Regions from separate parts of the Homo sapiens genome. Here region 1 is linked to region 2. A link is a contact called in ENCODE Hi-C data. All regions are on one chromosome and are shown on one strand. The core of a region is the stretch at or near the end of the contact, and the rest is flanking DNA. Distances in the headings are between cores, read along the strand shown.

Region 1 (6,503 bases), core at 269-2,768, 1.0 Mb before region 2:
GCACTTTGGACACCGAGGCGGGTGAATCACGAGGTCCAGAATTCAAGACCAGCCTGGCCAACATGGTGAAGGCCCATCTCTACTAAAAATACAAAAAATTAGCTGGGCATGGTGGTGGGCACCTGTAATCCTGGCTGCTTGGGAGGCTGAGGCAAGAAAATCGTTTGAACCCAGGAGGCAGAGGCTGCAGCAAGCCAAGATCGCACTACTGCACTCCAGCCCGGGTGACAGTGCGAGACTCCGTCTCAAAAAATAAATAAATAAATAAATAAATAAATAAATAAATAAATAAAATAAATCACCACTGGGACACTCTGAGATTAAATCCTGACCCCCATGTCCCACCACTTATGTTTCTATTAACCATTGTTTATTCATCTTACTTTTTTATTTTTTTTGAGACAGGGTCTCACTCTGCCAGGCCAGAGTGCAGGGGCATGATCTTGGCTCATTGCCACCTCCACCTCCTGCGGTCCAGTAATCCTTCCACCTCAAACACCCAAGTAGCTGAGACCACAGACATGCTCCATGGGGTTTCGTGATGTTGCCCAGGCTGGTCTCAAACTTCTAATCTAAAGGTCTCAAACTTCTAATCTAAAGGTCTCAAACTTCTGAGCTAAAGCAATCCACCTGCCTCAGCCTCCAAAGTGCTGGGATTACAGGCATGAGCCACCATATCCAGCCTATTCTTCTTATTTTGACATGTCAGCTTCTTTCCGTAAGCTGAGGTTGACATATATAATCAGAGACTTAGGTCAATAGGAAAAGGCATTCCCTAATTTCAAAACAGATCTAAACTCTCTAATTTCCTCAAAAGAGATCTCCTAATCTTTCATCTACTGGGATTATTTTAATAAACTCATTTTAGCACCCTGTTACTATGAACTCTTAACAAAGGTTCCTTCCAGGGCTGGGCGCGGTGGCTCATATCTGTAATCTCAGCATTTTAGGAGGCCAAGGCAGGCAGATCATTTGAGGTAAGGAGTTCGAGACCAGCTTGGCCAACATGGTGAAGCCCTGTCTCTACCAAAAATTTAAAAAAAAATTAGCTGAGCGTGGTAGTGCATGCCTGCAATCCCAGCTACTTGGGAGGCTGAGACAGGAGAATTGCTTGAAAGGGGGAGGCGGAGGTCGCAGTGAGCCAAGATTACGCCACTGCACTCCAGCCTGGGTGACAAAGTGAGACTGTCTCAAAAAACAAAACGAAACAAAACAAAAAACCAAAAACCAAAACAAATTCTGTTTTGTTTTTATATCGTGTTTCTACATCTAAACATGCTACTAGGTTGTGCTTCATGATATGAATGTATAAATTCAAGATCATGAAACTCTCATTGGTGCAGACATATACAACACAGAACTGCAAACTCACCACAGATGCTCCCACGCCTGTCCCTGAAAGCACCATGGCAAGCCTCAGCCCATTCCTCTCCCTCGTGCTGCAGATGAGAAAGCTGAAGTCCAGAGGCGTGAAAGGTGTTGGTGAAGGTGACTCAGTGAGCTGACGGCATCACAGAATGCAGGAAACTGTGGTAGTCTGGTGGTGGAGGGGGGCGGAGTACTATGACACTAGCTGTAACCACAGCAGCTCACATTCATCCTGGGCCTAGGACAGCACAGGAACAATTCTAGACTCTTCATGTGTTTTAGTTCATGGAACCCTCACCAGAACCCTGAAGAGGTAAGTACTATCATTATTCCCATGTTATAAATGAGAAACCGAGGCAAAGAAAGGTTCGGTACCTGCCCAAGGCTAAGCAATGCTGAGTGTACATGCCGTCATCACTCAGCTATTTCCAGTCTCCTACCACTACATCAGGCCATGGGGTGACATTTCCTGAATGGATACTCTTGGTAGGTCAGTGGCTTAAACTGAGATGAAACTAATCAGTACAATGGACTTCTTAGATCTACAATCCTGTCTTTAGCCAGAGCACACTGGATGGTCTGAGTTCCAAAGAAAGGCCACTGTTTCATTCCAAAATGTGCGCATGCAGTCCTTGTACCACGTATGCCACCTGCCTCCCTGGCATGCTAGCTTCAGGGAATAGGGAGGCTGAGAGAGGGTGGTGGGCAGAAGAGGGGTTGAGAGACAGGTATGATACCCAGTTGGCAGTCTCCTCTGGTTACCAAAGTGCAAGTCCCAGAAAACACATCACACAGGAGACGAGCCAGGGTGTGACCCAGGATGCCTTGTCTCAGTTTGTGGGGAGATTAAGGGAGAAGGCATTATAAAGGCCAGCATCATTTTCAAGAAACCATCACTTTATTTCTTGCTTAAAAGCAGAGCTGGCCAAGTTAAGATAGCTGTTTTTTCTGGATTATATTGTGTTTCAAAGCAAACCACTCCTCACAGGGACTCAGGCTACAAAGCACAGAGAGCTGGAATGGCCTTTACCGGTCATCTTGTCCAGGCACATTCAGGGCTTGCAGAGCGAAGTGGGCTGAGGCCTAGAGAAGTTCAGTGCTCATCCCAGCTCCCACGGCCCCCAGAGCCGTCCAGCGTTTCTCACTGTGTCTAGTGTTTTTCGCTGTGTGGATAAGAATGAGAGGAAAAACTCTCCATCCTGGAGTAGAGGGGAAACGTGGAATGGGCACAGATTTGAGTTTGGGCTCCTTTATATCAGCTCAGGGGGACCAGAACGCATTCTCCAACATGGAACACAAGTCAACAGTGAGCGGATCCAATCAGCTGCTGAACAAAACAAACTTCTCTCCTGGGTCTTGTCTGACTTCTGCTGGGAGAATGTCCAAGACTGAGCAATGCTGGGCTAAAGACCTTGCAGCTCAGCCCAGACACAGAGGTGGCAGGATCAGCCCTGAGTTTGAAACTGCTCAGCCAGCCTGGAATGATGAGCAGCAAGGCCAGAGCAGAACAGCATCCAAAATGGGCAAAGGTAGGGAACTGGCAAGGCCCTCCTCTGATCAGATTGTTCAACAGCCTCTGAGCTGGCTGGCCCGGTCCTGGCCCCAGCTTCTGGGCCAGCCCTGCTGCCCTGAGCCAGGGCCCTCGCACTAGAGCGGGCCTTGAGCAGCCGCCTTGCATGGCCTAGATCTCCTGGCACTGCATCGGAGTCAATCTTGCCTACAGCTGTCAGCGGCACAGTCTGTTCGATGCCGCACAAATGGCAATGATTCAGTCATTCCGGGGATGCTTCCAGGGCAGTGTTCTTGGGCATAAAGAAAAAGAGAATCCCCTTGGGGGGCCAGAGGCGGTGGGCTCCCCTCCAGCGGGCTGGCTCATCCCCATCTAAACACCATCAAAAGCCTGCCAGGGTGTTTTTGTTGCAACCTGGCAGTTGAATGGCCTCTGACATTTGACTTGGGACCGTCCAGGTGACCTATTAAGTGAGATGCACGCTTGACGGCTGACCTTAGTGGATGTGACGGCAAGCTCACTGCTGCTCTAAATAATAAAAATTCTTCCTGACATGACGGAGGCAGAGAGGGAAATGGCCCCTCTGGTGAAACCCCATGGACTCTGCCTTAACCTCACTGCAGAGGGCTGCTGATGCAAAGGCTGATATTTGCCTGCAATCTTTCCCTGGGAAGTAATTAGTTTCCATTTAGAGGGATGACAAATTGATCAGGCAGGAGTCGCACTGAGCTCTGAATTGAAGCTCAACTGTGATGGCTGTGGCTCTGGCAAGTCAGGTTTGTAGGTCTGTCGATGCATTTTACAGTTTCAAAATTCAATCACCCAACAGCAGGAGAGGAAAGACACTGCTCTGAAAAGAGAACCAAAGCCTGCATTTCCTTCTGCAAGTTCATTATCGCCTCGCTAAAGCATGACGGTGGTGTGAAATGGGTTAGACGCACGGATGCCTCTGTTAACGGCCAAAGAAAAAAAAGTCGCACATCATTAGGAATGGAATAAACGATACTGAGGCACACAGCAGAAATGATTTGATTAGTAATTTCCAGTTTTGAAAAGACCTGGAAAAGTACCAAATGACTATACAGAAGGTGTGATGGAGTTCTTAATTGCTGTAACTGCTCTGGGAGACTTGATGATTTGTGACATAGAATACAGCACAGTACGCTAACACTAATAACCGTTAATTAAATGCAGCAATGATATACTCTCAAAATGCACATACAAGTTACCATAATTTCCAGATTAAAAGCTGCGCTGTCAGAAGCCAAAGGCAAAGAAAGGTGGAGGGAAGGCAAGATACATCTCTTGCCTTCGTGAGCAGGCCCCATGGTCTGCCCAGAACAGAGCGGCCAGAAAACTCTATGGGAAAAAACCACACTTAGCTGGAAAATGTGAAACGGTTCCTGAATGAAGCTGCCCCTCTGGAGGGAGAGTTATTAATTCTGAAAGGCTGCTGCAGCACCAGACCATCTGGTGGTGTGGAGAGAGTTCAGTGGCTGGTGCAGCTTCCGGTTGGATCTGCTCTGCCCCACCGTGACACTTCTCACGTGAACTGTTGTGATGCCAGGTCAGAAATGTTTGGCGGGGAATGAGGGAAGAGAGGGGTCTGGGGAGATCCAGGGACTCTGCAGAGTTTTAGATGCTCTCCTTTTCATGTCCAGCTCCTAATGAATGAGGGGAGGTTGGGAGGGCTGAGGGGGCGGGAGGGTGGGAGCGATTCACATGAAAGCCTCATTTGAATGGAAGATAAAAGAAGTCAATTAATCTCCCTCCCTTTGGGTGAAGAACGCTTGTGAGCCTGAAGGAAGATGAAGGAAATGCTACTAGTATTTCCAACTCAATTATCTTGGTAATAGCACAGAAAGAAAGCTGGGATAAACAGAGAAACCCAGAGATCATTCCAATACTCCATTTTAGGCCATGGCCTTTCCTTTCTCCTTTTGCTCTGATTCAACAGTAAAGCCACCAGCGTTTAGGAAATACCAGAGGCCCGCCTCTTGGAGAGGTCAAGGAGCAGGAGAAACACTTCTGGGCCATCCTTCACCCAAGGTCTACTACGCATTTGCTGGACTACAGAGTTGGGCCAGGTGAGGAATATACAAGGGTGAGATGCCACAAGGGTTATGCAGCACTTCTGGGGATAAATGTTTCTGGAATGAGGAGGAAGAGGGCACTTTCAAAGGGGATGATTCTGGAAGGCTTCATGGAGGAGGTGGAAATGGAAGCAAACGTTGAATGAATTACAGGATCTGGCATGAGGCAAACACACAAGAAGGGCATTTGCTGGAAGGTAGGAGGGGTGGGGGTGAATAGCACAAATAAGTGCCCCAGGGGAGGCAAGTGAAATGTCAGCAGAGAGACCTGGGAGAAGTCAGGTCAGTCTGGGTGCGAGACGATGTGTGGAAAAGGGTGTGGGAGACAGTTCGTGGAGAGCGCAGAATGGCAGTCAAACGTGGCTGCTGTTGACCCCGCGAGGGAAGTGATAGAGTCGGGACTGTGTTTTAGGATGGTTAAAGCACAAGAACGTGCAGTTCCCTCTGTTTGGAATGCTCTTCCCTCTAGGTATCTGCTCAAAATTTTCCTAAATAGCAAGTCTTCCCTGACGACTCCCTCTCCATCACCACTCCTCCGTCCCTTCAACCATTTATAAATGCTAACCATTGTTAGCATGTATCACTTACACATCACATTATAGATGAATTTATTCTTTGTTTGTTCCCTCCACAACCTTTTCAATAGATGACCTTGTTTTCTTCATTGTTGAATTCCAGAACTTGACACTGGTACTCAATAACTACTTGTTGAATGAGCCAATTGATGGATGGGAAAAATCAACGGAAGCAGTAGTTCCCAAAGTGTCGTCTAGACCAGCAGCCTCAGCATCACCAAGGAACTGGTCAGGAAAGCAAATTCTCAGGCCGTACCCCAGGTCTACTGCAGCACAGATATGGTAGGTGGGGCGAGCCAGGACGTCATAGCAGAGGCTGTCTTGGTGGAAAGGGAGGGATGGACTGAGCCAGTCTTTTGAGAGGTAAAATACATAGCACTCAGCAAAGGAAGAGTCTGGGGAGACTTGCTGATGTGGGGCTTTGGTAACTGGCTGAATTGTGGGTATGGGAATACAGGAACAGGTTTGGACAGGGTTGGGGAAAGAGAGAGATCAGAGATGATACATTCAATTAGTACATGATAATAAAGTTTGTTTCTTTGATTTAAAAGGCAGTCTAGAAAAATTCCCAGAGACCTGTCTTAGGATCCACTTAAAAATCAGAAAATCAGCAGAGGACACAGAGGTTGAGGAAAGATAACTTAGGTTTGTCACACTTTTACTTTATTTTATTTTTTTTAGACGGAGTCTCGCTCTGTTGCCAGACTGGAGTGCAGTGGCGTAATCCCAGCTCACTGCAACCTCAGCCTCCTAGGTTCAAGCGATTCTCCTCCTGCAGCCTCCTGGGTAGCTGGGATTACAGGCACGCACCACCATGCCCAGCTAATTTTTGTATTTTTAGTAGAGACGGGGTTTCACCCTGTTGGCCAGGATGGTCTCGATCTCTTGACTTCATGATCTGCCCACCTCGGCCTCCCAGAGTGCTGGGATTACGGGCGTGAGCCACCACGCCTGGCC
Region 2 (6,158 bases), core at 381-2,880:
CAATAAGACCTCAGCCTAGACAGACAGACAGACAGACAGACAGACAGACAGCCCGGAGCGCGGCGAGGGAGGCAGGAGAGCCGGGCGCAGCCGAGTGGGGTCGTGCATAAAGGGAACCCGGGGGAAGGGGGGTCCCCCTTACCTCCAGCGCTTCAAAAGTGACAAAGCTGGTCATGGCAAATCCATCAATGATGTCCTCTTCTGCCGAGGTGGACTCTCTCCGCTTCCTCCGCGGGGGTCTGGGCCGGGACGGGGCGGAGGACGGGGGCTTCCCATTGTCTTCCTTGTCGGAGCCCGACGACGAGGCGAGTGAGAGCGCCCGGGTCCGGCCAGCCCCGCCGCCGCCGGCCGCGCCGGCCCCCAGCCCGCCCCGGGAGCGCCTCTCCCGGTCTCGCTGCGACCGCGACCGCCGCTTTTTGCGGAGTCCATGGCCCCGCGTCGGGCCATCCATGGTTCTGCTGCGCCGGGGTCTCCCCGCTTGCCCGCCACAGGCTACGGCCGCAGCCACACAAAAAAAAATTGACACCGAGCCCTCCCTCCCCCTTCACGGCTTCCCTCCGCCCCGAGGAGGGCGCGGGGGAGACGGCGGCCGAAAGAAGGGAGAGAGGGGAAGAAAGAGAGGAGAAAGAAAAGGGGGAAGGGGCGGAGAGAGGGGAGGAGGGACGGGGAGCGAGGGCGAGAGGCGAGGAGCCCAAGTGTGGGGCTCCCCACAGCACCGAGGGTCGGAGATGCCTGGGAGCAGCGCCGAGCAAAGTAATGGCTGAACACACAGGTCTCCTTTAGAGGAAAAAAAAATAACTCACCAAGCAAGCAATAAATCAGAATAGCGGAATGCTTTGATCAAGAGACTGGGAGGCTCCGGGGAGCCCTCCCCGCGGCCATTCTCCGCCGCGCCCCCCGCCCCCCGAAAACGCCCGCGCCCCCCTCAACTCGATCCAAAATCGGGTCCGAAAAAGGTCGCGGGAAAAGTGGGGGCAATGAACTTCACCCGCCCCTCGCGCAGGAAAACACCCCCGCCGCCTCTCACACACGCCTCGGAGAAAACTCACTCCCAGGCTCCCAAATTTTTAAGAAATGCAGCCAGGGGAGGCCGGGGCTCCGGAGCGACCCAAGAGGGGCGAGACCCCCCAGAGAGGGGAGCATAATAATGCAATCATTAGCGGAAGAGAGGGCGAAACTGCGAGCGGCGGAGGAGAAGGGAGGCGGAGGAAGGGAAGGAGGATGCTGCTGGAGCAGTTGTGGGGTTTGCTTTTCGGTCTTCGAGGGGGGAGGAGAGGGAGATGAAAGAAGAGAAGAAGCAAACCCTGTCGCTGCCACCCGCCCCCCTCCTCACAAAAATATTTTTTCCAGTCCCAGAGAAGAGGTCACCCTTCCTCAAAAAAGGGAGGGGGTGAGTCAGTCAGTCGATGAGGAAAGCAGAAAGAAATCTCCAGCGGGAGAGACACCGGTGTGCCGCCGCCGCCGCCGCCGCTTCTCTCGCCGCCCCGCCTGAGGGAGAAGCGCAGCCGGGAACGCTGCTCTCGCCGCCGCCGCTAACGCTGCTGCTGCTGCCGCCGCCGCCGCCGAGAAAGCCCCGAGCCGGAGGGTGCACGGCGTGTCCCCGGGCGGCTGCAGCGGGAGCCCGGGCACTGCCCCATCCTCCGCCCGCCCGCCTGCCTCGCGCAGCTCCCGCTCCTCCCCCTCCGCGGCCAGCCCACCGCCGCCGCCGCCGCCGCCGCCCGCCTCAGCCCAACCCCGCGCCCGCCCGCTCGCTCGCTCGCTCGCTCGCTCGTTCGTGCTTTCGCTCGCTCGCTCGAGTGCGCGCGCTCCCGCGCACCCGCCCTCCCCGCGCCTCTCTCGGCGCGCGCTCCCGCCCCCGCGGCCCCGGCCGGCGGGATCACGTGGACGGCTGGGCTCCCTCCTCCCCCGCCCCCTCCCCAGTTGTAGAGTGTGTAGAAAGCAAAAGGCTGGGGGCTGGCCGCGCTCGCGAGCCCAGGGCATGCGCGCTGGGGCGGCCGGGCCTGCGCACTGGGGGCGGTGGGGAGCTGTGAGGGGGGCGGGGGCGGGGGCGTGGAGGGGGCGCCCGCGTGGGGTCGGCCGCGGCCGGGCAGAGTTGGCGCGCCAGGGCGTGGAAGCCGCCGGAGGATCCCGCCTGTCGCAGCGGGGACGCGTGTGGGCCCCTGCTCCCAGGCCACTTCGCGCGCGCGCCCCCCACATCCTCCTCGGGACACTTGTCCCTGGATCCTCTACCCCTGGCCGGCCCGAGGCCGCCTTCTCGGGAAGCCCCACCAGCCCCCAAGGGTGTTTTCCCTTGGCTACCTGCGCTGCGAGGAGAGAAGGGAATTCAGAGAAGGGGTACAAGGGGGGCGTCCCTGGGAGGGGGCGCGACTGGAGGAGACAGAACGGGGAGCGGGTGCCAAAGCGCGGGCCTTTGCTCCGCCTGGGCGCAGTGGGAGCACCAACTGGCAGAGTTGGAAACTTTTCCTCCACGTGGCACCACAGTGCGTGGACGAGCGACCCCGCGCCCGGATGACCCCTGGGATTCCCGCCTCGTCTTCCAGCGGGGGACCTAGGGACGCACGGGCGGCTTCAGATCCGGGAGCGCGAGGCCTAACAGCCGGGGGCCGAACTTGAACCTCGGAGGCGGCCGCGGGCGAGGGGCGGGGCCGAAGGGGCCGGGACCGCCGCCCCAGCTCGAGGACCCGTTAGACCGGCAAACCGCAGTCCCTGCCCCGCGGGCTTCCTTTACTTTTTGGGAGTGGGGGGCGGTTTCCCTGCTTTTTCCACCACAGCCCCTCCTCCCGCCGCAATGTGGCTGATGCTCATAAAAAGTTGTATTAAAGAGCTGACTGCAGCCGAGAATCGATCAACAAAAGCGACCAGCCTCTCTGGGTAAAATAGCTGTGCGTTTTTCAGGGCACTGGAATTGATCTATACGGATCAGAAAGACCGACAGCCCGCTCTCAGCAGCCTCTTGGATACGCTTCACTTTCTGTCCAGGCACATAAACACCACGGCACCAACCCTTCGTCCTCCCTAGTAGCCCATACTTGTGGAGGAAGAAAAGGAAAATAAACTGGCATGTATTAATTACAATGGGCCAGGCACCGTGCTAGAGCGCTGTGTATATGATTTCACCTCTTTAGAATACAAATGTGCACATTTTATTAGTATTACTGGAAGGAGGGTGGTAGAGAAAACAGTAAGGACGTGTTTTCTCTCACAATCTGACACATCTATGATTGAGTGATTGATTGTTTTTCATTTAACAATTATTAGGCCTTACCAGGCTTAGCAGGCACAGTTGTAGGTGCTGGGAATACAGCGTTGTACAAAACAGAAAAGATACTGCTTCTTGACGTTCTAGCAGGCAAGCCTCTCTCGTCTTATAATTCCTAATAACAATTTAATAGCTTGTCTTTCTCTTGTTTTAGGTCACACTCCTTCAGCTTCCCCGTTTCTGAATCCCAGGTCTGGATCTTTATGAAATCAGATGGAGAGATGGGGTTGGGGGGACGGGGGGGTCAAGTTGCCAGGAACAGAAAGGAACATCCACCCGACTGTGACAGATGAGCTTTATGCCAGTCCAGGAAACAAAACATTTGACCTTAGGCAAGACTTTTTTAAATGACTAGTTTTTTCATCTGTAAATCAAAGAGGTTCAATTAAATGTTCAAAATGTTCCTTTTCAGGTCTATCCACGGCCTTCTCAACAGATGACTTCAAGTTGATTTCGTGCTTTATTTCTTAAGAATAGTGACTAACCTAAGGGATCTGATTCAATTTATTAGGAACACAGTGCCACCTTCCAAAATTACTTACCTAAGAGGACTGAGCCTGCTGTCCCTGGAGCAGTTAGCTAAAACAGTGCCTCAGTACGGAGCGTACCTGTGTTAACTTCTAGAGTGCTGTTTCCGGCAGCTGCTGAAATCCACGCTGAGGTTATCAAGCTCATCCTACAAAATAAAGCAAGTTCTTCGCAATTTAAAGCAAAAATCTGGGCTTATTTTTAGGGTTTTGGGGGATGTGAAAGTTGTCTTAGATAAGATTCCAGGAAAGCTAAGAACTAACGATGCAATTACAGTCACCTTTCAACAACTTTGGGGATTGGGTTGAGGAAGGTGTGAAATTGGGAAATATAATAAAAGGTATTATATTAGTGACTTTCTAGAGTAGCCCTTGGCAGTCCTGTCTTTAAAGAGTAATAACTGGAAAAAAAAATGAATGATAATACACTGCATCCAAGAACCTTGCCTCTGGTGAGGGTAATTTGCAAACGCATTTTGGGATAATGTTCAGCATTCAATATAATCTTCCCTGGAATTAGCAATGCCTTTTGGGTCAGAGTTTCTTAGGTTTCTTCAGTCATACAATTAAAATTGTTTCTGGATTATATTGCCCATATTTGTTTCTAATTCTCCATTTTGCCTGTGTTTTAACTGCTAGCGATTAATAACTGCCATATAATAAGCTAAGCATTTATTATGTTTCAGGCACTGTTCTAACTGCATTAAAATAATATCTCATTTAATTCTCATAAATTTTGAGAAAAGTTTTATTATTCCTATTTTACAGTTGAGTAAACTGAGGCTTAAAGTTAAGCATATTGTCCAAGGTGCCTCCACTCCTTAGTCATAAGCTAAATTTGATCTGAGTGACTCCAAAACCTGTTCTCTTAATGGTTATGCTGAAATGCCCTTCTTAGAATGATTCCTCAGGAAGTCAAATGCTAGGTATATAGTACAACCACTTTGGAAAACTGGCAATATCTGTTAAAGTTAAACATATGAAAACCCTATGGCCCAGCAGTTCCACGCTTAGGAATATACCAATGTCCCATGTGTGCCAAAAGACTATTAAATCACTCAGAGCAACCCTATTCATAAATAACCCCCAACCAGGAAACAACCCAAATGGTCATAAACAGTAAAATAGATAAATAATTGGTGGTATATTCATACAACAGAGTACATTCTACCACACTAAGAATGAACAATCTGCTTCCAAATGCAGTAAAATATATGAACCTTACAAATGTGCTAAGTGAAAAAAGGGAGATGTACAATTGCGGGACTCCATTTATGTGAAGTACAGAAACAGACAAAAGTCATTGATGCTATTCAAAGTCAGGATAGTGGTTACCCTTGAGAGAGAGCTGATGACTAGGAGAGAACACCAATCGGCTTCTGGGGAGCTGGTAGTGTTGTTTCTTGAGCTGGGTACTGGTGTGTTCAGTTTGTGAAAATTCATTGAGCTGTACTATTGATATATGCATCTCTGTGTATGTAAATTATGCTTCAATAAAAAGCTTTAAAATGCTGTGTATATATAAATGCATATGAGTATTGCTTGTGTACATATGAGTACCTATATAATACTTCGTTTTTTTTTATTATTAATGACACTACCCAATGCTTATGAATAGTAAAATAGATAAATAAGATGTGGTTTATTTGGGACATAAATGAAGCTGGAAGCCATCATTCTCAGCAAACTAACACAGGAACAGAAAATCAAACACCGCATGTTCTCACTCATAAGTGGGAGTTGAACAATGAGAACACATGGACACAGGGAGGGGAACATCACACACTGGGGCCTGTTGAGGGGTGGGGGGCAAGGGGAGGGAGAGCATTAGGACAAATACCTAATGCTTGCGCAGCTTAAAACCTAGATGATGGGTTGACAGGTGCAGCAAACCATCATGGCACATGTATACCTATGTAACAAACCTGCACGTTCTGGACATGCATCCCAGAACTTAAAATAAAAAAAAAAAAAAAAGATGTGGTTTATTCATACAATACTATTTGCCAAATTTGTGCCCACTCTTAGTCATCACCTCCCTATCAAGGGTAACCACTATCCTGACTTTTAATAGCATAAATGATTTTTGTCTGTTTTTGTACTTCATATAAATGGAATCCTACAATACATTTGCTGTACAATGGAATACCATATAGTAAACCAAGATGAATTATATAGCATATTATCAGATTTCTTACTGGGTAGCATGAAAGTTAAAGCTTAAACTTGAAATGGCCAGTATGAATGAACTCATAATTCATACCAGCAAAAGCTTAGGTGAATTCTTTGCCCAAAAGATTATAGTTGATAAAGAGTAAAGCTAAAGAAATAATTCCAAAATAGGTTGCTTGTATAGTAGGGAAAACAGTCAA

What was found. A loop is a pair of places that touch in the nucleus more often than their neighbours do. Pooled maps may share reads with other maps.
Region 1: a loop to region 2 is called in a pooled map, with 6 times the contacts of the local background. The contact joins the enhancer-like site here to the promoter of AUTS2 in region 2. A Hi-C loop is called at or near these places in 3 of 50 pooled maps.

The regions. Positions count from the first base shown.
Region 1 is chr7:70,643,291-70,649,793 of GRCh38, reverse strand. The region is part of intron 5 of AUTS2 (activator of transcription and developmental regulator AUTS2); the gene reads right to left. Among named protein-coding and RNA genes, the nearest start is that of GALNT17, 490 kb to the left of the region's middle. RefSeq lists enhancers at 1,289-1,338, 2,562-3,061. Within about 2 kb of position 1,518, at least 3 of the 41 ENCODE cell types and tissues checked have a DNase peak (open chromatin) inside an H3K27ac peak, as active enhancers do.
Region 2 is chr7:69,593,947-69,600,104 of GRCh38, reverse strand. AUTS2 (activator of transcription and developmental regulator AUTS2) reads right to left here and starts at 1,630. Exons shown (of 19, transcript NM_015570.4): 1 at 143-1,630. The coding sequence starts at 451. CT66 (cancer/testis associated transcript 66) reads left to right here and starts at 2,481. Exons shown (of 3, transcript NR_148927.1): 1 at 2,481-3,058; 2 at 3,414-3,450; 3 at 3,672-5,301. RefSeq lists silencers at 317-386, 1,551-1,630, 1,651-2,070 and enhancers at 1,151-1,200, 2,381-2,460.